2 separate regions of the Homo sapiens genome follow, and region 2 is linked to region 1. A link is a loop called in an ENCODE intact Hi-C map of the cell type or tissue named here. Cell type or tissue: heart left ventricle. All regions are shown on one strand. Links, peaks and the distances in the headings refer to the core of each region. The heading gives the core; the rest is flanking DNA. Region 1 has its middle 19 kb from the start of LINC03139. Region 2 overlaps CDH23 (cadherin related 23).

Evidence for each region. Hi-C counts contacts between places; a loop is a spot of excess contacts. Peaks named below come from ENCODE experiments on the same cell type or tissue, not always from the same donor. Only the 100,000 strongest peaks of a DNase experiment are listed, where the experiment ranks them.
Region 2: a loop joins it to region 1, with 3 times the contacts of the local background. A loop is called at or near these places in 14 of 110 quality-filtered maps.

What each region holds. Positions count from the first base shown.
Region 1 is chr10:71,889,336-71,905,360 of GRCh38, reverse strand. No RefSeq gene overlaps it. Among named protein-coding and RNA genes, the nearest start is that of LINC03139, 19 kb to the right of the region's middle. In heart left ventricle, for the core only: a CTCF peak has its summit at 8,762 (motif pointing right); a DNase peak (open chromatin) is centred at 8,790; H3K27ac peaks cover 461 bases.
Region 2 is chr10:71,813,651-71,821,650 of GRCh38, reverse strand. CDH23 (cadherin related 23) reads right to left here. Exons shown (of 70, transcript NM_022124.6): 70 at 5,704-6,699. The coding sequence ends at 6,373. It overlaps PSAP (prosaposin), which reads left to right. Exons shown (of 14, transcript NM_002778.4): 9 at 1,316-1,411; 10 at 1,751-1,937; 11 at 2,029-2,186; 12 at 2,540-2,620; 13 at 2,927-3,034; 14 at 4,175-5,353. The coding sequence ends at 4,210. Among named protein-coding and RNA genes, the nearest start is that of MIR7152, 27 kb to the right of the region's middle. In heart left ventricle, for the core only: no CTCF peak of the experiment used is centred there; DNase peaks (open chromatin) are centred at 3,480, 3,590 and 6,610; H3K27ac peaks cover 1,729 bases.

The sequences.
Region 1 (16,025 bases), core at 4,701-12,700:
ACTGTATTTATTTTCTGTTGCTGCTGTAACAAATAATCCCAAACTTTGTGGTTTAAAACAACATAAATTAATTGTCTTACAGTTCTAAAGACAAGAAGTGCAACACAGGTCTCACTGAGCTAAAATCCAGGTGTGGACAGGGCTGTGCTCCTGGAGGCTCTAGGGGAGAGGCCATTTTTTGGCCTTTTCCAAGTTCTAGAGGCTGCTCATGTTCCTTGGCCCACGGCCTCTTCTTCCATGTTCAAAGCCAGCAACTTCGCCTCTCTCCGACCACAGCTGGGAAGGGTTATCAGCTTTTAAGGACTTGTGTGATTAGTTTGGGCCCACCCAGTTAATCCAGTATTATCTCCACATCTTAAGTTCCTTCACCTTAATCACATCTGCAAAGCCCTTTGCCCCTGAGGTAACACAGTCCCCGGTTCTTGGGATGAGGAAGTGGAGCTCCCAGGATCCACACCTGCCTCCCTCGGCCTCCTCCCTGCCTGCTGGGGCTGATGTGTTTCCACCCGGGCAACCTTGGGCCTTGCAAAGAAGGGAAGAGCAGCTATTTTTTTTTTTTTTTTTGAGATGGAGTCTCGCTCTGTTGCCTAGGCCGGAGTGCAGTGGCACGATCTTGACTCACTGCAAGCTCTGCCTTCCAGGTTCACGCCATTCTCCTGCTTCAGCCTCCCGAGTAGCTGGTACTATAGGCGCCCGCCACCACGCCCAGCTAATTTTTTGTATTTTTAGTAGAGATGGGGTTTCACCGTGTTAGCCAGGATGGTCTCGATCTCCTGACCTCGTGATCCGCCCGCCTTAGCCTCCTGAGAGCAGCTATTTTTAAAGGCAGAAAACTTTTTACATCCAGGGCTGGGGAGCCTGGGGAGCAGGCACTCTCACCCTCTGTGCATGGGAGTGTAAATTTAGGAGAGTAAGTTGACAACAGGTACTAACATTTTAAATCCACTTCCCTCTGAATTAGCCATTCCACTTCCAGAAGTTGACCCTATAGAAATAAAGCGTGACAATGTCAGTTAGAGACTGATACAAATATATAGTTACAGGTGTAGATATTAATGTTTTCTGTAATCTTGTAATGCAGAAAACTGAAAATATGCAGCCATAAAAAAAGAATGAGATCAGCTGGGCGAGGTGCCTCATGCCTTTAATTCCAGCACTTTGGGAGGCCAAGGCAAGTGGATTACCTGAGGTTGGGAGTTCGAGACCAGCCTGACCAACATGGAGAAACCCTATCTCTACTAAAACTACAAAATTACCTGGGTGTGGTGGCGCATGCCTCTAATCCCAGCTACTCAGGAGACCGAGACAGGAGAATCGCTTGAACCTGGGAGGCGGAGTTTGCAGTGAGCTGAGATGGCACCATTGCACTGCAGCCTGGGGAAAAAGAGCGAAACTCTCTCTCTCAAAAAAAAAAAAAAAAAAAAAAAAGAATGAGATCATATCCTTTGCGGGAACATGGATGGAGCTAGAGGCCATTATCTCTAGGAAACTAAATCAGGAACAGAACAACAAATACTGCATGTTCTCACTTGTGAGTGGGAGCTAAATGATGAGAACACATACACACATGGAGGGGAACAACAGACACCGGGGCCTGCTAGAGGGTGGAGAGTGGGAGGAGGGAGAGGATCAGGAAAAAGTAAATACTGGGTACGAGGCTTAGTACCTGGGTCACGAAATAATCTGTACGCCAAACCCCTGTGACACGAGTTTACCAATATAACAAACCTGCACATGGACCCCAAACCGAAAATAAAGGTTTTTTAAAAATAAGAAAACTGAAAGTAACATCTATCTATATTTTTGTCTATGTTTATATGTATAGCTATATATCAATTGTGAACTGAGTGAATAAATTATGCTATGTCCATGCAATGAAATTCTATGCAGTCATTGGAAAAGGATAAGGTAAATCTATCAATACTGAGCTGAAAAAAATATCCATAGTATATTACTGAGTGTAAAAAATACAGATCAATATTAAGAGCATAATCCCATTGAAAAAATTTTTTTGAAATGGGGGTCTCACTGTGTTGCCCAGGCTGGTCTCAAACTCCTGAGCTTTAGTGGTCCTCCTGCCTCAGCCTCTCAAGTAGCTGGGACTACAGGTGTGCATCCCCACACCTGGCTCTATAATCCCATTTTTTTTTTCTGAGATGGAGTCTTGCTTGATCACCTAGGCTGGAGTGCAGTGGCATGATCTCTGCTCACTGCAACCTCCACCTCCCAGGTTCAAACCATTCTCCTGCCTCAGCCTCCCAAGTAGCTAGAATTACAGGCATGTGCCACCACACCCAGCTAATTTTTGTATTTTTAGTAGAGACAGGGTTTCACCATGTTGACCAGGCTGGTCTTGAACTCCTGACTGCAGGTGATCCACCCTCCTCGGCCTCCCAAAGTGTTGGGATTATAGGCATGAGCCACTGCGCCCGGCCTAATCCCATGTTTAAGAAGGAAAAAATGTATTATTCTGTAAACTATCTATACACTTACCCGTAAAGTGATGTCTACTTAAACTTGGGGAAAGTTTGGGAAGACTATGCCCCAAACCGGTAACAGAGGTTAGAATGTGGCAGGGGTGGGGGATGGGACGGTGGTGCTGGGAGCTGATGGGTAAAGATGGGCATTTCCCTTCTTACTGGACGATGTGTAGAGTGGTGGGATCTGGGGGTGATTTCTGAACTCTTTTTGTCTGTTTTTCAGCGTTAGAGAAAACATTAGGGATGCTTTGCCCGGACCATGGCATGCAGCCCAGCTGTGTGTCCAGGAGGGCATGTGAGGTGGGTGCTCATGTGGGGGCTGGGTCTTGGTCACACTGCATGGCTGACAGAGGCTCCATGTCCTGCACCATCTGGAAAGCAGGCGGAGGGGCCAGTCCAATGGGCCGTCAGCCTCTGCCCTACCAGCTTTAGGTGGGCCCTGAAATTGCTCCAAGGCACCTGAGGGACAGGACAGGAAGAGGGGTTCACGCCCCACTCTGCCCCAACATTTTCTGACAGTCACTCCATCCTCTCTGCCTCAGTCTCTCTCTCTTTAAACAGGAACCACATGGATTGCAAAGGCAAAGTTATGAAATATATACAATATGACCCTATAGTGTAAAACTATATATCAATTTTTATTTTTAATTATTATTATTATTTTTTGAGACAGAGTCTCGTTCTGTCACCCAGGCTGGAGCTCAGTGATGTGATCTCGGCTCACTGCAGCCTCTACCTCCTGGGTTCAAGTGATGCTCCTGCCGTGGCCTCCTGAGTAGCTGGGACTACAGATGTGCGCCACCATGCCCAGCTAATTTTTGTATTTTTAGTAGAGATGGCGTTTTGCCATATTGGCCAGGCTGGTCTTGAACTCTCGACCTCAGGTTATCTGCCTGCCTCAGCCTCCCAAAGTGCTGAGATTACAGGCATGAGCCACTGCACCTAGCACTTGAACCGGGGAGGCAGAGGCTGCAGTGATCCGAGATGGCACCATTGCACTCCAACCTGGGCAACAGAGCAAGAATCCATCTCAAAAAATAAAAAATAACAATAAAGCCAGGTACGGTGACTCATGCCTATAATCCCAGCACTTTGGGAGGCCGAGGTGGGCAGATCACCTGAGGTTGGGAGTTTGAGACCAGCCTGACCAACATGGAGAAACCCCGTCTCTACTAAAAAAAAACAAAAAACAAAAAACAAAAAAAAGTTAGCGAGGCTTGGTGGCACATGCCTGTAATCCCAGCCACTCGGGAGGCTGAGGCAGGAGAATCGCTTGAACCCAGGAGGCAAAGGTTGCGGTGAGCCGAGGTCATGCCATTGCACTCTAGCCTGGGCAACAGAAGCAAAACTCCGTCTTAAAAAATAAATAAATAAAATAAAATAAAATATAAAATAAAATGAATACACATGGAGAAAAAAAAAACTAGATGTCTATTTTCCAAGATATTCTCAATGGTTCTCTCTGAGGAGCAAGATTAGGGGCGACAGTTCTTTCTGCTTTCCAACAATGAACATTTAATTGATGCTATTGTTTTTCAGCTGTCTGATCCAAAGGAACTCACAGGGCTGCTGATTTGGGAAAATGTGTAAGGGGTTCTGCAAATGGCAGATGGAGGGAGGGAAGATGGGAATGGGGAGGGAAGATGGGAATGGGGAGGGAAGATGGGAATGGGGAGGGAAGATGGGAATGGGGAGGGAGAGAGGGAGGGCAAGCAGGGCAAACTGTAACAGCCACACATCTGCCGCCCCCCACCCCCCGTCATATTCAAGAAAAAGAGCAAATGACAAAATAATCTCAAGGGTATTCGAGGGACTTGTTCCCCAAAGCCACTTCCAGGGATGCCTGGGGATCGGGGACGGAGGGCATCTGTGCCATACCCTCCTTCCCCAGGCCGGCTGCACCCATCCACCACCCCAGGCTCAGCAGCTGCAGCGGATCATGGCCTCCACGGAGGACTGGCTAGCAAAGGGTTTGGGCCGAGTCCCCAGGAGTTGGTTTGCAAGAGCGCCTATGTCCCCCAGGCTACCATGCTGGGTCACTCTGTGCACACTACAGTAGCGTGACCACCTGTTCATGTCTGTGTCCAGATTCTCCACTAGACTGGAAAGCCTGGAAACAGAGCGAGAGTCCTGCTCCAGGCTACCTGCACAGTGTCCTGAACAGGCCTGGGCAACGACAGGCTCCCAAGAAGTGTTTGTTGAATGAATGCGTGATTCATACCCATTATCTGTCTCTGAGTGGTGACATGACTTGTTCAAGGTCACTCAAAATCACTCAGCCAGTTGGGGGGCAGGGCACATGACCTATTGAGACATCAGCTGGGGCAGCCAAGGGCATGCTGGCATCACCCCTCCCCTAACCCCAGGCTGCACAGCTCATGGCTCCAAAAGAGACCCCTTCCCTCCTCTTGAGGAGAGGAGAGGGGAAGAGTGGGGAGGACTTTTGTCTTGCATCTTGACTACCAGCTCAGCCACAGCAGGATAGGGCACTAGTCAGAGACCCCACTTCCAGGCCCTAGCTCCCAGATGACATTTCTATACACACCCTTGGCAGGAAGAGAACCTGTTGCCTTGAAGGGAAGGAGCCAGTCCTGGCAGCATTCACCCCCTGCTGACTGAAGAGCCCTTGGGCCCTGAATAACCAGCAGCGATGCCCAGGAGCTATGTCAAGGGCCTCAGTGAGCCTCTGAGACTTGCTGGCTTCAGGTGAGACTCAGCACATTCCCAGCTGTGGTGGCTGTGGGGTGAGGCTCCTTCCACTTGAGCAAAGCAGAGTGAAAAGTAAAGGGGACTTTGTCTTACACTTTAGGAACCAGCACAGCCACAGAGGGGTAGAGTGCCAAGTGGACTCTTGGGGTCCCCAATTCCAGGACTTGACTCTTGGGTGGCATTTCTGGGCCTACCCTGGGCCAGAGAGGAGCCCACTGCCCTGAAGGGTGAGTCCCAGCCATGCAGCATTCACCACAAGCTGACTGAAGAGCTTTTGGGCCTTAAGGGAACTCTGGCAGAACTCCCTGTGGGCCTGTGGTGGTGGTGGCCACGGGGTGAGGCTCCTCTGCCTTTAGAAAGGGGAGGGAACAGCGGGTAGGGCTGTGTCTTGTGATTTGAGTGCCAGCTCAGCCACAGTACAATAGAACACCAGGTAGACTTGTAAGATTTTGGACTCTAGTCCCTGGCTTGCAGACAGCATCTTTGGACCTGCCTAGGGCCTGGGAGACCTCACTGCCCTGGAAGGAAGGACACAGGCCTGGCTGGCTTTGCCACCAGCTGATTGCAGAGCCCCAGGCCCTTGAACTGTCATAGGCAGTGGCCAGGGAGTGGTTACAGCAGGCCTTGGGCAAGACCCATTGCTGTCTTGGCTTTGGGTCTGCAGCACTGTCACAGTGCTGGTGGCCACAGGGGTGCTTGTGTCACTCTACCCCCAGCTTCAGGTGGCTCAGAACAGAGAGAGAGACTCCATTTATTTGAGAGAAAGTTAGGGAAGAGAACAAGAGTCTCTGCCTGGTAATCCAGAGAATTCGCCCAGATCTTGTCTGAGACCATCAAGGCAGTACCTCTATGAGTCTGCAAGAACCACAGTGTTACTGGGTGTGGGTGCCCCCTAAAGCAGATACAGCTTAGATCACAACACCCAAGTCCTTTCAATATCTGGAAAGTCTTCCTAAGAAGGACGGGTACAGCTGGGCGCGGTGGCTCACGCCTCTAATCCCAGCACTTTGGGAGGCTGGGGAGAGTGGATCACGAGTCCAGGAGTTCAAGACCAGCCTGGCCAAGATGGTGAAACCCCATCTCTACTAAAAATACAAAAATTAGCCAGGCGTGGTGGCAGGCGCCTGTAATCCTAGCTACTTGGGAGGCTAAGGCAGAGAATTGCTTGAACCCGGAAGGCAGAGGTTGCAGTGAGCCGAGATCGCACCACTGCACTCCAGCCTGGGTGACAAAGTGAGACTTGATCTCAAAAAAAAAAAAAAAAAAAAAAAAGACAACTAAGGCTAGACAATGAAGACTGCAATAAATACTGAACTCTTCAATGCCCAGACACCGAAGAACATCTGCTAGCAGCATGACCCAGGAAAACATGACCTCCCCAAATGAACCAAATTAGACACCAGGGACCAATCCTGGAGAAACAGAGCTCTGACCTTTCAGACAGAATTCTGTTTGAGGAAACTCAAAGAAATTCAAAATAACACAGAGAAGGAATTCAGAATTCTATCAGATACATTTAACAAAGGGATTGAAATAATTAAAAAACATCCAGAGCAGAATTTCTGGAGCTGAAAAATGCAATTGGCATACTGAAGAATGCATCAGAGTCCTTTAATAGCAGAATTGGGCTGGGCGCAGTGGCTCATGCCTGTAATCCCAGCACCTTGGGAGGCCGAGATGGGTGAATCACCTGAGGTCAGGAGTTGGAGACCAGCCTGGCCAACATGGTGAAACTCCGTCTCTACTAAAATTGCAAAAATTAGTTGGGCATGGTGGTGGGCACCTGTAATCCCAGCTGCTCGGGAGGCTGAGGCAAGAGAATCGCTTGAACCTGGGAGGTGGAGGTTGCAGTGAGCTGAGATCTGGCCACTGCATTCCAGCCTGGGCAAGAGAGTGAGACTAAACAACAAAAAGTTAAAAAGTTGCCAAGACAGTATTAAATTGAAACAAAAATCAAGAAGCTTTTAAAAACAAAGTTAAAAAGCAGGAGATGCTGGGCACCATGGCTCATGGCTGGAATGACAATACATTAGGGGGCCGAAATGAGAGGATCACTTGAGCTTGGGAGCTTGAGACCAGACTGGGCAACATGGTGAGATCCCCATCTCTACAAAAAAAAAAAAAAAAACCCCAAAAAACAAAAAAAACAAAAAAAACTTAGTCGGATGTGGTGGCACATGTTTGTAGTCTGTGGTGGAAGGTGAGCCATGATTGTGCCACTGCATGCACACCAGCCTGGGTAACAGACTGAGACTCTGTTTCAAAAAAAAAAAAAAAAAAATGCGAGGGGACTAAGTTAAGAGGTAGTTTTGTTTGTTTGTTTTGTTTTGAGACAGAGTCTTGCTCTGTCAGCCAGGCTGGAGAGCAGTGGCACAATCTCGGCTCACTACAATCTCGGCTCACTGCAACCTCTGTCTCCCAGGCTCAAGCTATTGTCCTCCCTCAGCCTCCTGAGTAGCTGGGATTACAGACACGTGCCACCATGCCCAGCTAAGTTTTGTATTTTTAGTATAGATGGGGATTCACCATGTTGTCCATGCTGGCCTCGAACTCCTGACCTCAAGTGATCTGCCTGCCTTGGCCTCTCAAAGTGCTGGGATTACAGGCATGAACCACCATGCCCAGCCAGGAATCACATTTCAACATGAGATTTGGAGGACAAACGTCCAAACCGTATCAACCTTTATGCTTCTTTTTGGCTTCCAGGAAAAACAAGACCCCTCTCTCAGGTGCCCTTAAAGAACCCCATCCTTTTTCACAGCATCTAACCAAACTTTGGTTTTTTGAGACTAAATTTTTTTTGTTCCCTCACCAAATTATAAGTCCCATGTGGGCAGGACCTGGGCCCCTTTTGCTTCTCACTGTGTCCTCAGTGACTAGGACAGTGCCTGGCACTTTGCAGGTGCTCAAACATCTTTTCTTGGTTACATGAAAGAGTGAATGGCTTTTTTGAGCACCTACTAGAGATTAAAAGTTTTATAGATGTCAAGTTTTCCTAAAGCCAAGCACAGTGGTGGCCCGGTTTGGCACTCAATAACTTACTGAGTCCTTGCCACCCAGGTCTGCGTTCTGTCTCTCTGGGTTTAGGGGTCTGGGATGTGGCCTTCCCTAGGGCTGCTATGAGTTGCTGTGGAGGCAGAGAAGACAAGGCTTAGCCTGCTAGCTGGAGCACTTCAGGCATCATTACTGTGGGCAGCTCTGTGAGGTCACTCCTGCCCCAATCCCTGGGCACCCGGCTGAGTGTGAGGCTTTGAGGACCAACCTAGAGATTAGGAACAGGGTTTTAGGCCAGGCATGGTGGCTCATGCCCATAATTCCAGCACTTTGAGAGACCAAGGTGAGAGGGTCACTTGACCCGAGGAGTCGGGGATCAGCCTGGGCAACATAGTGAGTCCCCTTAGCTACACTTAAATTTAAAAAAATAGAAAAGAAGGAACAGAAAATAGAAAAGAAGCAAATAGAAATAGAAAAGAAAAAGAAAAGCAAGTATAATAGAAATAGAAAAGAAGCAAATACTGTATTCTTCTGCCGTCTCATGGTCAGTCCTAGAATAGCAAGGGAAGCTTCCCCACCTCTCTGGTACTATACTGGGAGTGACCGCCAGAGGGCAGTGTTCTCCACATTGTTGCACCCAATAGGTGTCCCACCACACAAACCCAGCTCTTTAAAAAGTAGATTTTTTTCTTATCCAAAGTCGATTCATACAAAAAGAAAAAGAAATAAAAAATAAATTATTTTAATGGCTTCATTGCTACATGTTTGTTTTTTTGAAAAGGAGTCTTGCTCTGTCGCCCAGGCTGGAGTGCAGGGGGGTGATCTCCCCTCACTGCAACCTCCGCCCCCTGGTTTCAAGCGATTCTCCTGCCTCAGCCTCCGAGTAGCTGGGTTTACAGGCATGAGCCACCACGCCCGGCTAATTTTTGTATTTTTAGTAGAGACAGAGTTTCACCATGTTGGCCAGGCTGTTCTTGAACTCCTGACCTCAAGTGATCTGCCCACCTTGGCCTCCCAAAGTGCTGGGATTACAGGCGCGAGACACCGAGCCCAGCCCTCATCTCTATTTTAAATTATAAAAAAATTTTTAAAAGAATTATTGAGGACCCAGATATTTATTAATTTATCAAAAAGTAATAATGAACTCATTACATGTAAACATAAACATATTTTTACGAAAAATACCTTCATTTCCAAAACAAAGAGAAATTTAGTGAGAAAAACAGCATTGTTTTACACTTTTGCAAATCTCTCAAGCAACTGTCTTAATTAAAGACTGTTGGAGCCTCATGTCTACTTCTGCATTCAGTCTGTTGCAATATGTTGGGGCTTTTAAAATTTTTATTTATTTTTTTATTTTGAAACAAAGTTTTGCCCTTGTCGCCCAGCCTGGAGTGTAATGTTGTGATCTTGGCTCACTGCATCCTCCACCTCCCAGGTTCAGGTGATTCTCCTGCCTCAGCCTCCCGAGTAGCTGGGATTACAGGAGTGCGCCACCACATCCAGCTAATTTTTTTGTATTTTTAGTAGAGATGGGGTTTCACCATGTTGGCCAGTCTGGTCTTGAACGCCTGACCTCAGGTGACCCGCCCACCTCAGCCTCCCAAACTGCTGGGATTATAAGCATGAACCACTGCGTCCCGCAATATATTGTTTTGATTGAAGAAAATCCAGCCTCCCGCAAACACGGAGTTGGAAAAAAAGACGAGTATTTTGATAGCTTTTTCAGATAATTGTGAATATTCTTCTTTAATGCTACGCCAAAACTTAACAAGCAATTGTTTCTTTAAGGTTGATTATAATGTAGAATCTGAACCCATATCAATGAACATTTCATGCTTTATTATATTAAAATGCACGGGCCTATCTTGTACTTTTGTTTGTTTGTTTGTTTTGGAGAAGGACTCTCACTCTGTTGCCCAGGCTGGAGTGCAGTGGTACCATCTTGGCTTACTGCAACCTCCACCTCCTGGGTTCAAGTGAGTCTCCCACCTCAGACTCCTGAGTAGCTGGGATTTCAGACACATGCCACCATGCTTGGCTAATTTTTCTGTTTTTAGTAGAGCTAGGATTTCACCATGTTGGCCAGGCTGGTCTCGAACTCCTGACCTCAAGTGATCTGCCTGCCTCAGCCTCCCAAGGTGCTAGGATTGCAGGCATGAGCCACTGTGCCTGGCCTATCTTGTACCGTGAATGGCTGTTTTACCTACATGTGATGTGCAGCATCATGTGGCCTCTTTGAAATTTTGTACCCATTAAATCACATACATCTCCCAAAAGATGACATGTCACTGAACAGTGTCAAAAAATAGCATTTGTTAGCACTGCCATCCATCGCATCAGAAAAATCTTTAAATATTGAGAAGTTGTCAAGCTTGTGGTGGTGTACACAAATTTTCCAAAATTCTAATTTTCCCTTGAAAGCTCCAAGTTCCAACTTTATCATTGGCAACAAATGCTTCAGTTTCTTGAAGGGACAGGCTCACTTTGCTCATTTATGAGAAAATGTCTGTCTGCCAAATGCCCAGATCTGAATACCCATCATGTGTCTGTTCGTCGTTCTTTCCCGTATAAACAGTGTTCTCGGCTGGGCGCAGTGGCTCACGCCTGTAATCCCAGCACTTTGGGAGACAGAGGCAAGCAGATCACGAGGTCAGGAGTTCGAGACCAGCCTGACCAACATGGTGACACCCCCCATCTTTACTAAAAATACAAAAATTACCCAGCCTGGTGGTGTGTGCCTGTGATCCCAGCTACTCAGGAGGCTGAGGCAGGAGAATTGCTTGAACCCAGGAAGCGGAGGTTGCAGTGAGCCAAGATCGAGCCATTGCACTCCAGCCTGGGTGACAGAGCAAGACTCCATCTCAAAAATAAATAAATAAATAAATTAATTAATTAATTTAAAAAATAAGATAAACTGTGTTCCCTGGACCAGAGGCTCGCGTGGCTCCACCTCTGACAAGTTGTTTCTGCGAGCCAGTCCCCTGCTCTGGAGCAGGCGCTCTGTGTGCATCCCTGCTTCATCACACAGGAGATCAAAAGGGTATGTACTTAAGTGACACAGGCATATTTTGTCCCCACAAGTGCTTATCTAGGGGAGTGCACAGAGACCTGCCTAGTCTGTGGCCACTGCCTTGCTTCCTGAAGTTCCAGCAGTTTCACCCATAGTGGCTTTTTTTTTTTTTTTTTTTTTTGAGGCTGGAGTGCAACGGCACGATCACGGCTCACTGCAGCCTCTACCACCCGAGCACAAGTAATTCTCCCACCTAAGCCTCCCATGTAGCTGGGACTATAGATGCGTGCCACCATGCCCAGATAATTTTATTATTATTATTATTATTATTATTATTATTACTTGTAGAGACGGGGTCTTGCCATGTTGCCTAGGCTGGTCTGGGCAAACTCTGCGGCTCAAGCTATCTGCCCGCCTCACCCTCCCAAAGTGCTGGGATTACAGGTGCGAGCCGCTGCACCCTGCCCACAGTGGCTTTTATGTCACCAATGCCATCACAGTGAAAAGGCAATACTGTCTTAGGATTGTGAGGGAAGGGTCTTAGGACTCCGGGACTCAGTGGGCAGCTGCTCACATTGCATGGGAAGCATCACAGATACCCAGCCACCAACGCCGATGGTGGAGGATGCTGTTTTGGTGACCTGAACCTGGGAGAGAAGCCGCTATCAGTGCTGTGATTCTCTGAAATGGTTAAACTCTTGGCGAAGTTCCCTACAAAACAAAGTCCAATCTTCCATTCATTTGTGTTCTCAGAGTATGTTTTAAAATATGCAAAAAGGCTGGGTGCAGTGGCTCACACCTGTAATCTCAGCACTTTGGGAGGTCGAGCCAGGTGGATAACCTGAGGTCAGGAATTCAAGACCAGACTGGGCAACATGGTGAAACCCCGCCTGTACTGAATATACAAAAATTAGCTGGGCATGGTGGTGCACGCCTGTAGTTCCAGCTACTCGGGAGGCTGAGGCACGAGAATCACTTGAACCCTGGAAGAGAAGGTTGCAGCGAGCCGAGATTGTGCCACTGCACTCCAGCCTGGCAACAAAGTGGGACTCTGTCTCAAAAATAAAAAATAGGCTGGGTGCCTGTAATCTCAGCACTTTGGGAGGCCGAGGTGGGTGGATCACCTGAGGTCAGGAGTTCAAGACCAGCCTGACCAACATGGTGAAACCCCATCTCTACTGGAAATACAAAATTAGTCAGGCGTGGTGGCGCATGCCTGTAATCCCAGCTACTTGGAAGGCTGAGGCAGGAGAATCGCTTGAACCCGGGAGGCGGAGTTTGCAGTGAGCCGAGATTGTGCAATTGCACTCCAGCCTGGGTAACAAGAGCAAAACTCCGTCTCAAAAAATACAATAAAATAAATAAAAAATAAAATAAAATAAAATATTCAAAAATACCTCATGTTTAGGTGTGAAATGGAGTTTGGTTTTTCAGTGACACGAATATGTGAAAGTGTCTTGTCTCACCCCCAGCCCTCAGCTAGGGTTGCCCCAAAAGTGGTGGCAGAGGAGTTCCCACAAGGGAGTGCCTGAATCATCCTGAAGGGGGGCCAGCTGGGATTCCAAAGAGAGAAGCACGAAGCGCCGGGGTGATGAGTCCAGGCTTTTATTAGGGGAGCTCACTTCCACAGGGCCGTGCACATCCTCAGGCAGCCAGGAGAGAAAGGGAGGTCCACCTAGGTGTGTCCACAGCCATGAGGTCAGGGTGTGGAATTTTTCTGAGGCTTTAAGGAATTGGGCTCAAGCCTGGGGCCAGTTTTGTTCAGGGTTTTGGGCAATAACCTAGACTTCTTTATCAGTGCCTGGGAATGTTCGAGGCCCTGGTTTGGGTTCAAGCCTGCTGGGAAGCCCTGCAGCTGGTTGGGTCATGAAACAGTCAAGGCACTCTAGATTTTCGGTCAGGACACGGAAAGAAAGTGGGACAAACTAGGGGACGCTACAGAAGGGACATTTGAAAATCAGAATACTTTGGACAGTTTTTTTGTTGTTGTTGTTCCAAAGGGCGGCTCTGAGCATTGCAGGATGTTCGGCCGTCCTGGTCTCTGGCCCAAACACCAGCAGTGCCTCCCACATCCCTGCAACAACCCAAACCGTCCCTATGAGTACTCAAAACGCCACGAGGCTCCAGCTCTGCCTGCTGGAGCCCCAAGGATCTAACCCCTCTGGAGCCAAGGACATGTTGCATGCCAGGGATCCCTTACTGGGTGACTGAAGCAGGGTTAGGGTCAGGGGAGGGACCCCAGTGAGCAGTTGATGAGCTCAGGTCGGCCATCTTGTGTGGTGCTGCTGGGAGGGTACAGGCCCAGAGCTGGGCACTTGCCGGGGAGACCAGATGTGTGTGCTGAAAAGTATCTGCATGATCTTGTCTTCAAGGAGCTGGTGAATGTCAGGCCTGGAAGGAGTTGAACAGCCAGGGAGACAGCAGGGCATGTGGCGTTTCCAGACCCTAAACCTGCTGTCAGCCTTGGGATGAGACCTCCCCAGGTGCAGCCTCACCCCTCCAGGGCCTGCATGCTGCGTGCTCTGCTTTTCCTTGGGCCTTCACATATGCCGCATCCTCAGCCTGCGGCACTCTCGCCGACCTGCTGTGTGTGCCTGGTGGACTTCCCTCCGCTTCTCACTTCAGATACTGCCTCCTCCAGGAAGCTCTCTCTGACCCCCTCAGTCTGAGCTGAGTGGCCTTGCAGGCCCTGTACTCACCCACTGAAGCATTTACCCCTCTCTATCCCTATTTGTGGGTCTCTCTCCCTAGTAGAGCTGGGAGTCCACAGAGGGCTCTAATTCTCTCTTGAATTCCCAGGCCTAACATAGGGCTGGCAACCATGGTCAGTAATATCTGTGGGCTGAAGGAGAAGGCAGAAACATAGAGTGGAAGGCAGGGAGGTGTAGGGAGACAGAGTTTGAGGGCAGGAAGGTTTGAAGGGTCAGAGGAGGAGGCGCCTGTGGAGGGTTGCAAAGACAAGAACGGTGCCAAGCCATGGCACGGAGGGAGGGACAAGGGCTGAAGGGAGAGACGCAGAATTCATGGTAGGGCCGGGCCCCAGGGACTCTAGGACAATGGCCCATGCCACTAGCCTGAGGAGTGTGCCCTCCGAGTGAGGACAAAACAAGAAACCATTACCGCGGAAGTGCACAGGCCCTAAAATGTCTAGAGTGCTGAGTTCACAGGACCCTTAAAGATCACAAATCTGAGCCCGGTGTGGTAGCTCACGCCTGTATTCCCAGCACTTTGAGAGGCCAAGGCAGGTGAATCACCTGAGGTCAGGAGTTTGAGACCAGCCTGACCAATATGGTGAAACCTCATCTCTACTAAAATTACAAAAATCAGCTGGATGTGGTGGCGTGCACCTGTAGTCCCAGCTACTTGGGAGGCTGAGGCAGGATAATTGCTTGAACCCAGGAGGCAGAGGTTGCAGTGAGCCGAGATTGCACTACTGTACTCCAGCCTGGGCGACAGAGAAAACAAACAAACAAACAAACAAAAAACAAACCACTAGTCTGATTGACCATTGTATAGATGAGGAAAACCAAGGCCGAGTCCAATGTGACATTTCTGGGGTCAAGGCCAGTCTGCCCCTGGAGAATTTCTTGTCCATAGAGGCTTAGGGTTTCTTATGGCAAAATACTTCCCCTACTGCACTCACTTGCACTCCAATTCCCGCTACTATGCATTTCTTCAGCTTAAGGCACCTAAAGCAGAAATGTCAGTTTCAGATCCCACAGGGCTCCCATGGCTGGGTGTGGACACTTCCCATGGCTCAGTGGAGCATGCATGACCCTGCAAGAACAGGTCAAACAGGCCGTGTGATCCCTTGATCTGAACTGTTGGCTACTAACTGAAATTATGTTTAAAAACCAGACATGATGCCTTTAAGACTGTGCAAGTCAAGCAGATCCTTTAGGGGACAGACTCAGTGGCCAACTGTCTGGGAGGCCCAGTTGGGACTTCCCATGATTTTGGAAATGGACTTCCTCATTATTTTGGAAATCCCCCAGAAGGGTATCCTTGGAGCCTCTTAGTCACCGATACCAACGGTACCATACTCAGAGATGTTTTCCAAAAGGAGGCTCAAATTGGGAGGGCTTTGGGGGGCTGGAGGATGGTAGGGAGGGAGGAGGGGAGCAGAGGGCAGAGGGGAAGCTGGCCTGTACAGGATTGAAAAAAAGAGAGAAGGAAAGTTGCTTCCTTCTAATGTGCTCATTTATGCCATTCATACAAAATTCCTGAGTTTGTTTAACTCCTTCATTTTATTTTTATTTTTTAATCACTTTTTTTTTTAAAGACAGGGTCTTGCTCTGTTGCCCAGGCTGGGGTGCAGTGGCAAGATCTCCGCTCACTCTAACCTCTGCCCCCCGGGCTCAAACGATCCTCCTGCCTCAGCCTGCAGGTAGCTGGAACTACAGGTGCCACCACACTGGGCTCACCTCCTTCATTTTAGAGCTGAGGAAATGGAAGTCCAATAAAAGAGTGACTTGCCCAAAGAACCAGCAGGTGGTGGCAGGGCTACCCTGTGGTAGGGGTTGGGGGCAGAGGTAGAATCCAGGTCTCCAGGCTCTTTCCTCTCTCAGGAAGAAGGTGAGGGTGAGTGTGCCCGGCGCTGGCCTCAGCACCACACAGCTTATCTCCATTTTACAGGGAGAGGGAAGAACTCTTACAAGGTTCCACAAGCAGCCGGTATCGGCATGGATGAGACCCCCTCAGGTTGGATAAGTTCGCAGGAGAGACAATTTCCCATGGGCTGGGAGAGACGGTTGTTTCTTGGAAGAGATGGCCCCAAAGGGTGGACAGGAAGGGATAGAGAGAGAGAAACAGAGAGAGGAGAGGGAGAG
Region 2 (8,000 bases), core at 1-8,000, 79 kb after region 1:
GTTCGTGGGATCATTAGCCTGTGTATTTTCAGCATGCCATTCAAAGGTGACTTTGCAGTGCCTGGCTTCAGCCTCACCTTCTCACATGCACTGTCTGGGTCCTTCCCCATCCTGTGGCCCTGACAGACTGGATGTTCCCAGCACACCCCTCAGAGTGTACGGAAGCCTCACTGGGCCTGCAGCCTGTATACTAAGTACATGTGGGTGTCTATTTTATTTAACTAAAACACCTCACTTGGTGAAGATTAGACTACTTCATCCCATAATAAATTTGTATTTGGCATTTATTATGGGTCAGGCAGCATGTTAGGGGCTGTGGTGAACAGATGATGTCATTGTGCCCGTGGGGCTTACATTCTAGTTCTTCAAGGCCTGGGCTGTGTGATGCCTTAACACGTGGCACATGTACACGCTTCTTGTTCTAGAACATCCCACGGCACTTGACTGCCAGCTGTTGGTCTCTCTCTGCTGTCTCCTCTCTGCATGTGCAGAGTGTGTGACCCAGGGGCCAGGCCGAAGTGTCAGCTGGAATCCAGGAAGCACTGCTTCTTGCCTTCCTCTCCACCGGGTGCTCCTCAGCTCCAGCCTGCTGACCAAAGTGACGGCCAGAGAAAGTGAAGAGTTATAGCTCGCACTCCAACCACATGTGACTACTTAAATTTTAATGAAATACCATGGAGCAAAATTAAAAATTCAGCCCCTTGGCTACACCAGCCACATTGCAGGTGCTCAGTGCACAGGTAGCTGGAGCTTATAGTGGACAGCAGAGATAGAGAACATTTCCATTGCCACAGAACATCCTCTGTAACAGTATTGCCTTATTAAAGGTGGGTTCCAGAAGAGCATTCTCAAGTGCTAATGAGACATGGGAGACACACGAGCAGACCTGAAGTGTGTTCAACATTCTGTCTTCTAGATAGTGGACCGATAGTGAGCCCCTCACTTTGCTTTTGGTCCTTCATCCTCCTCCCCAAAATGAACCCTGAATGATGAAATGATTGTAACCGAACACATCATCAGGACAGCTCTTCGGGGTGGGGAAGGGACTTTCTGTCTCCTGAACTGTGAATTCCTGGGTTTTGTTTTGGTGGGGTTAGGGGGAGGTGGGGGTGGTAGAGGATTGGGGAAGGGGGTGAATGTAAAAATAGGGAATTAACTTGGATATTAGAAGCCACACGCCATTTGGAATTCAGGAGGCAGTGGCCCTTGATGTGCTAACCCACCCTGGTCTCTGTGTCCCCTTTCCTTTAGGGGAGCAAGACCAAGGGCTGTGAGTCCCAGCATTGAAAGTACTCTCCTTCTACTCTTTCCACAGAAGCACGAGGTCCCAGCAAAGTCTGATGTTTACTGTGAGGTGTGTGAATTCCTGGTGAAGGAGGTGACCAAGCTGATTGACAACAACAAGACTGAGGTATGCTGTCCTCCTGGCAGAGGGAGGGCCTCTCCTGCCCCCCCGAGCCTGAATGTCCCAGTGGGAAAGTCCCACAGGAGAGAGGGCTTGGCCCAGCCTTGACATGTGTACAGCCATGTCCCCATCTCGTGGAAGGCAATCCTCACCAGTGGGACCTCTAGGCTGGCGGGGGTCCGGGGAGGTGGACACCATTGCCCTGCTTTGTAGTTTGGTAGTTTTTTGTGGGTGGAAACGGCACCCACCATTGACTCATTTCCTGGCCATGTTAGTATTTTCAGAATGTCCCCCAACCCTTGTCCGGCCTCCCGTCTTCTCACACGATCCTCTCGTGTGTTTCAGAAAGAAATACTCGACGCTTTTGACAAAATGTGCTCGAAGCTGCCGAAGTCCCTGTCGGAAGAGTGCCAGGAGGTGGTGGACACGTACGGCAGCTCCATCCTGTCCATCCTGCTGGAGGAGGTCAGCCCTGAGCTGGTGTGCAGCATGCTGCACCTCTGCTCTGGCACGCGGCTGCCTGCACTGACCGGTGAGCGCTGGGTGTGGTGCGGGAGAGGATGGTGCCCCTCTTGGGTCTGGGAGGGCCCTGCCAGCGTTGAGCCCGCTGCCCTCTTATGTAGTTCACGTGACTCAGCCAAAGGACGGTGGCTTCTGCGAAGTGTGCAAGAAGCTGGTGGGTTATTTGGATCGCAACCTGGAGAAAAACAGCACCAAGCAGGAGATCCTGGCTGCTCTTGAGAAAGGCTGCAGCTTCCTGCCAGACCCTTACCAGAAGCAGGTACGCCCCGGGCTGGGCTGCGGTAGGCCAGCATGGCAGAACCTGATGAAGTATGCCAAGGCTGGGGTACATTTTGATGGAAAACCAGCTGTTTCTGCCTCCGGGCATGGAGTCCAATGAAGTTTTACTTGGAGGTGATTTGTTGGCTTAAGATGAGCCACTGGGGGAAGCAACCTGAAGTAGAGAGGCCAAATGTAGATAGGGTGTCTGGAAAGGGAGGCCCCAGGACCCAGTGGGCTGGGAATGCCAGGAGCTCTCAGGGAACAGTGTATCCAGGGCCTGCCTGGCCTTTTGTGCCCCACTATGCTCGGACACCCCCAGAGCTGGACCTGTGTCCCCACTTTCCTTTATAGTGTGATCAGTTTGTGGCAGAGTACGAGCCCGTGCTGATCGAGATCCTGGTGGAGGTGATGGATCCTTCCTTCGTGTGCTTGGTGAGCCTCACTGGGTGGTGTGGTCCTCTCGGGCAGCTGTAACCTGGGGGGCTGCAGAGACCCGGAAGGGTTGCTCTGAGACTTGGCCGTGGGGTGGAGTCTCTGGGTTCTGCTGCGGGAGAGCCAAGAAGGTAGGGAGCCAGCCCCCCAAGCCCCATCGCTTTCCTCAGCAACCCTGATGTTCTGAAAGAGCGTGGTGGAGCTGTGATCCTAGCTCCTTCTGGAAACTGTTTTCTTAGTTTTGAAAGCGATACATCGGGCAGCTCTCATTCTCCCCCTTTCTTCTTTCCTTTTCTCACCATATAGAAAATTGGAGCCTGCCCCTCGGCCCATAAGCCCTTGTTGGGAACTGAGAAGTGTATATGGGGCCCAAGCTACTGGTGCCAGAACACAGAGACAGCAGCCCAGTGCAATGTGAGTAGCTCAGCAGACAGTGTCACCAGCCTGTCTTGCCCTGGGGTAGCCTGTGTGAGAATCCTGCTTTAATGGGAACCCAGTGATCAACTCTCCACCCTGCTTTTATGTTATCAGAAAGCTGAGGCCCAGAGAGGTGGTTAGGCTTACTCATGGTCCCCTAGAAAAGACAGGGTGAACTACACTCTTGTAGTGAAGGGTGGGGTGGATTTTATTTATTTATTTTTTTTAGTATTTTTTTGCTTCTGCTTTGTTGCTTTTGTCTTCATTTCCCTTGTGACAGTGTCAGACTTGTACAAGGTCACTCCAGGGATTGTACAAGGTCTGTGGGATTCATTGCCCAGAGCTTTGCCCAGGTCCTGTCCCCCGGGAACATGTTTGCCCTTGCTGAAGCCGGGCCCGAGTCCTCACTCAAGGCCCTGAGAACTGGCCCCTGCCCAGCAGCCCTAGGGCACTGTGGCCCTGGCCTGGCCTGGCAGCCACCAGTTGGGTGACTTGTGCTGCTTCCCTGGGTGGGGATGTTTGGTTCGGTCCCTGTTACTTAATGTTGCTTTGTGCAACTTTTCCTTCCTCACCGGGCTTCCCTGTGACCATGTCAGTGGCGGTTGTGTCATTTCGGACCACTGCAGGGAGGGGCAGGGGGCCCCCATTCTGGCCATGTCCAGCTCTTTCCTCCAGCTAGGCTCCAGCCCATCTCCACCGCCAGCCCCACCCCACAGCTGGTTCTGCTGCTGTCCTGGGGAAATGTGGGCCTGCTTCTCAAGGCCCGAGCTGGTGTGTAGCCTAACTCAGGCAAGGAGGTTCTGCCTGGGAGTTAGTGTGCAGGCTGCTAGCAGGACGCTGGGTGCCGGGTGCAGGTAGATGAAGGGTCCTGAGCCCTGCCTGCGTGGGTACTCATCTGCAAACTGCTGCAGGCATCTGCTGCTCTGGACTCGTGCCTTAGAAGTTCCCAAAACTCTGATGGCCACGTGTTCCCTGTTTTTAAGTGAGATCCTGTCCTGGGTCTTCAGCATCTGGTGCCATCCAGCTGACCTAGGACAAGAGAACAGGTCCTGTTTTGGGGTGATATCTGATACATTGATGGGCCGGGAACGGAGTTTTTCATCCGAAGACTAAACTCAGCTTCCTCTCTCCTACCAGGCTGTCGAGCATTGCAAACGCCATGTGTGGAACTAGGAGGAGGAATATTCCATCTTGGCAGAAACCACAGCATTGGTTTTTTTCTACTTGTGTGTCTGGGGGAATGAACGCACAGATCTGTTTGACTTTGTTATAAAAATAGGGCTCCCCCACCTCCCCCATTTCTGTGTCCTTTATTGTAGCATTGCTGTCTGCAAGGGAGCCCCTAGCCCCTGGCAGACATAGCTGCTTCAGTGCCCCTTTTCTCTCTGCTAGATGGATGTTGATGCACTGGAGGTCTTTTAGCCTGCCCTTGCATGGCGCCTGCTGGAGGAGGAGAGAGCTCTGCTGGCATGAGCCACAGTTTCTTGACTGGAGGCCATCAACCCTCTTGGTTGAGGCCTTGTTCTGAGCCCTGACATGTGCTTGGGCACTGGTGGGCCTGGGCTTCTGAGGTGGCCTCCTGCCCTGATCAGGGACCCTCCCCGCTTTCCTGGGCCTCTCAGTTGAACAAAGCAGCAAAACAAAGGCAGTTTTATATGAAAGATTAGAAGCCTGGAATAATCAGGCTTTTTAAATGATGTAATTCCCACTGTAATAGCATAGGGATTTTGGAAGCAGCTGCTGGTGGCTTGGGACATCAGTGGGGCCAAGGGTTCTCTGTCCCTGGTTCAACTGTGATTTGGCTTTCCCGTGTCTTTCCTGGTGATGCCTTGTTTGGGGTTCTGTGGGTTTGGGTGGGAAGAGGGCCATCTGCCTGAATGTAACCTGCTAGCTCTCCGAAGGCCCTGCGGGCCTGGCTTGTGTGAGCGTGTGGACAGTGGTGGCCGCGCTGTGCCTGCTCGTGTTGCCTACATGTCCCTGGCTGTTGAGGCGCTGCTTCAGCCTGCACCCCTCCCTTGTCTCATAGATGCTCCTTTTGACCTTTTCAAATAAATATGGATGGCGAGCTCCTAGGCCTCTGGCTTCCTGGTAGAGGGCGGCATGCCGAAGGGTCTGCTGGGTGTGGATTGGATGCTGGGGTGTGGGGGTTGGAAGCTGTCTGTGGCCCACTTGGGCACCCACGCTTCTGTCCACTTCTGGTTGCCAGGAGACAGCAAGCAAAGCCAGCAGGACATGAAGTTGCTATTAAATGGACTTCGTGATTTTTGTTTTGCACTAAAGTTTCTGTGATTTAACAATAAAATTCTGTTAGCCAGATCTGGGCCTAATGTTTCTGTGACCCTTCAGCTGGAAGAGTTTGTTCCTCTCTGATGAGCTCTGAGCCCATGACACCTTTGGGGCCCAGCACTCCCATGACCCATCTTGGCCAGAGAATGAAAGCAAAGTGGATAAAGGAAGATCCCACCTCATCCTCCCCAAGACTCAGGGCCAGCAGTAGGTCAGGCGCACCTGAAGGTCGGCTCTGCTCTTCACCTGCCCCTGTCCCTGCTCCCTAGAGGCCAGAGTCAGAGCACGTTGCCAGTTCCTTGAGAGTTGCCTTGATTTTTAAACAAACCATTCCAGAAACTTGTAGTGAGTACCAGTTAAACAAAACCAAGGGGAAACTATTGAGGGAATAACTTAATTTAAAAAAGGAACACACACAAACACTCCACATTCAAAACCGGAGGGAACATCAGTCACTTCTGTTTATAAGCTGGGCACACATTTGGGAAGCCAGTGAAATGGAGAGAATGCTTGTTCATTGACATTGACTTTCTTGTCCACGTGGGGATGCCACCTCCACCTGGACGTCCAGCAGAGAGGGATGTGGCGGAAATGTAGCGAGACTTGGACTGGAGTCGGGTGTCCGGCCAGCAGGGGATGTCCGCGCTGGGCCTCCCTTGCGCCTGCTTAGCCGGAGGGGATGGTGCTTGCGGGGTGGAGCTGGGAGGGAGGAGGGCCTGTTTGGCCTCTTTCAGCTCAGCCTGAGCCAAGCTGGTCCCCAGACTCTTGGGCCCCAGTGACCCTCCTTACCTTGTCCTTAGATGCTTAACATTTTTGTTTGGTTTTCTTATAAAAATAACAGATCTTATGAAGGTAGAGGTCAGATGCTGAATGAGCGTCTGGCAAAAGTGGGATCTGAGCAGCTGATGCGGGCTGCCAGGGCCAAGCCAAGGTTGTCCCCAAGGCCTGGCCTTGGAGGGTCCCCCCCGACCGGCCCTGTCCCTGCCCTTGCTCCCTGGGAGGGGACGGTGGATGGGTGCTGCTCACACCCACAAGGCTTCCCTGTCTAGTCACAGCTCTGTGATCTCCAGGGGGGTCTCCATGATCACGTCGCGAAGTTTGTGCAGGGGTGTGGATTTGGCGGATTCTGTGCGGGCGTTGCGCTCGAAGGCAGTGGCCTCGGCAGCGGTCAGCGTCTCCAGCGAGCGGCCCAGGCCCTTCTGGTCTTCCTCGGGCAGGCTGTTGAGGTCGGTGGCCAGCAGCGTGCCCGTGCTGCCGTGCACCACATGGATCCCATCGGGCCCCTTGAGCTCCACTGGTGGCTTGTGGCGGAAGCGCAGGCTACCCTGCCCTGGGCTGTGGTCTCCTGGCTCCTCGTCCAGCTCAGTCTGTATCAGCTGCAAGAGGCCGGGACCCCCACATGCTCAGGGCCATGCCCAAGGGGTGAGCAGGTGGATGGCCCCAGAGACCCACTGGCTATGTGGCTGAACCTTGGGCTCCTACCGCAGCAGGCCTGTCAGACTCTGTTTCTCAAACTGCCTGCAAAGGGGAATCATGAATGCTTAAGTTGCTGCAGATGGGTTCTTGGGAGGATTGGCTTCTTGTGAAAATCTGTGTGTGTGTGTGTGTGTGTGTATCGGCTTCTTGTGAAAATTGTGTGTGTGTGTATCGGCTTCTTGTGAAAATTGTGTGTGTGTGTGTGTATGTGTGTGTAGACAGAGTCTCGCAGTGGCGCGATTTTGGCTCACTGCAATCTCCACCTCCTGACTTCAAGTGATTCTCCGGCCTCAGCCTCCCACGTAGGTGGGATTACAGGCACGCCATGTTGGCCAGGCTGGTCTGGAACTCCTGACCTCAGATGATCCACCAGCCTCAGCCTCCCAAAGTGCTGGGATTACAAGTGTGAGCCACCGCACCTGCCCTTTATTTATTTAGAGACAGGGTTTCTCTCTGTTGCCCAGGCTGGAATGCAGCAACGTAATCAAAGCTCAGTGCAGCCTCGGACTCCTGGGCTCAAGTGATCCTCCCATTTCAGTTTCCTGAGTAGCTGGGACTATGGGCGTGTGCCACCACATCTGGCTGAGAATCTTTAATTTTATGTATTAACTTTGGTGCTCTATAAACATCCTGGGATGCAACTGTGGTATCTGGGTTTGTTGCCAAATTGGCCTCAAGCAGATCACCTCTAATTGTGTCCAGGCAGAAAGTGTCAATAGGACAAGCTGCAGAGGATAAATAGGTGGGGTGGAGACTTGAAACTGGCACTGTTGTCCTCCTGTATGAGGCTATTCGACTAGCTTATTCCTGTTGAGAATATGGGCCCAGCTGGAGATTCGTTTTTAGGTAAAGCCTGACTTTTGTAAGTGTTGACATAATCATTACAGGCAAACATATGTAGGCCTATTTGACCCTGACGGCCAGTTTCTTTTCTTTCCTTTTTTTTTGAGACAAGTCTCACTCTGTCACCCAATGGAGTGCAGTGGCATGGTCTTGGTTCACTTCAACCTCCGCCTCCTGGGTTCCAGCAATTCTCCTGCCTCAGCCCCCTGAGTAGCTGGGATTATAGGCGTCCGCCACCAGGCCCGGCTAATTTTTTGTATTTTTAGTACAGATGGGGTTTCGCCACGTTGGCCAGACTGGTCTCGAACTCCTGGCCTCAATTGATCCTCCCACCTCAGCCTCCCAAAGTGCTGGGATT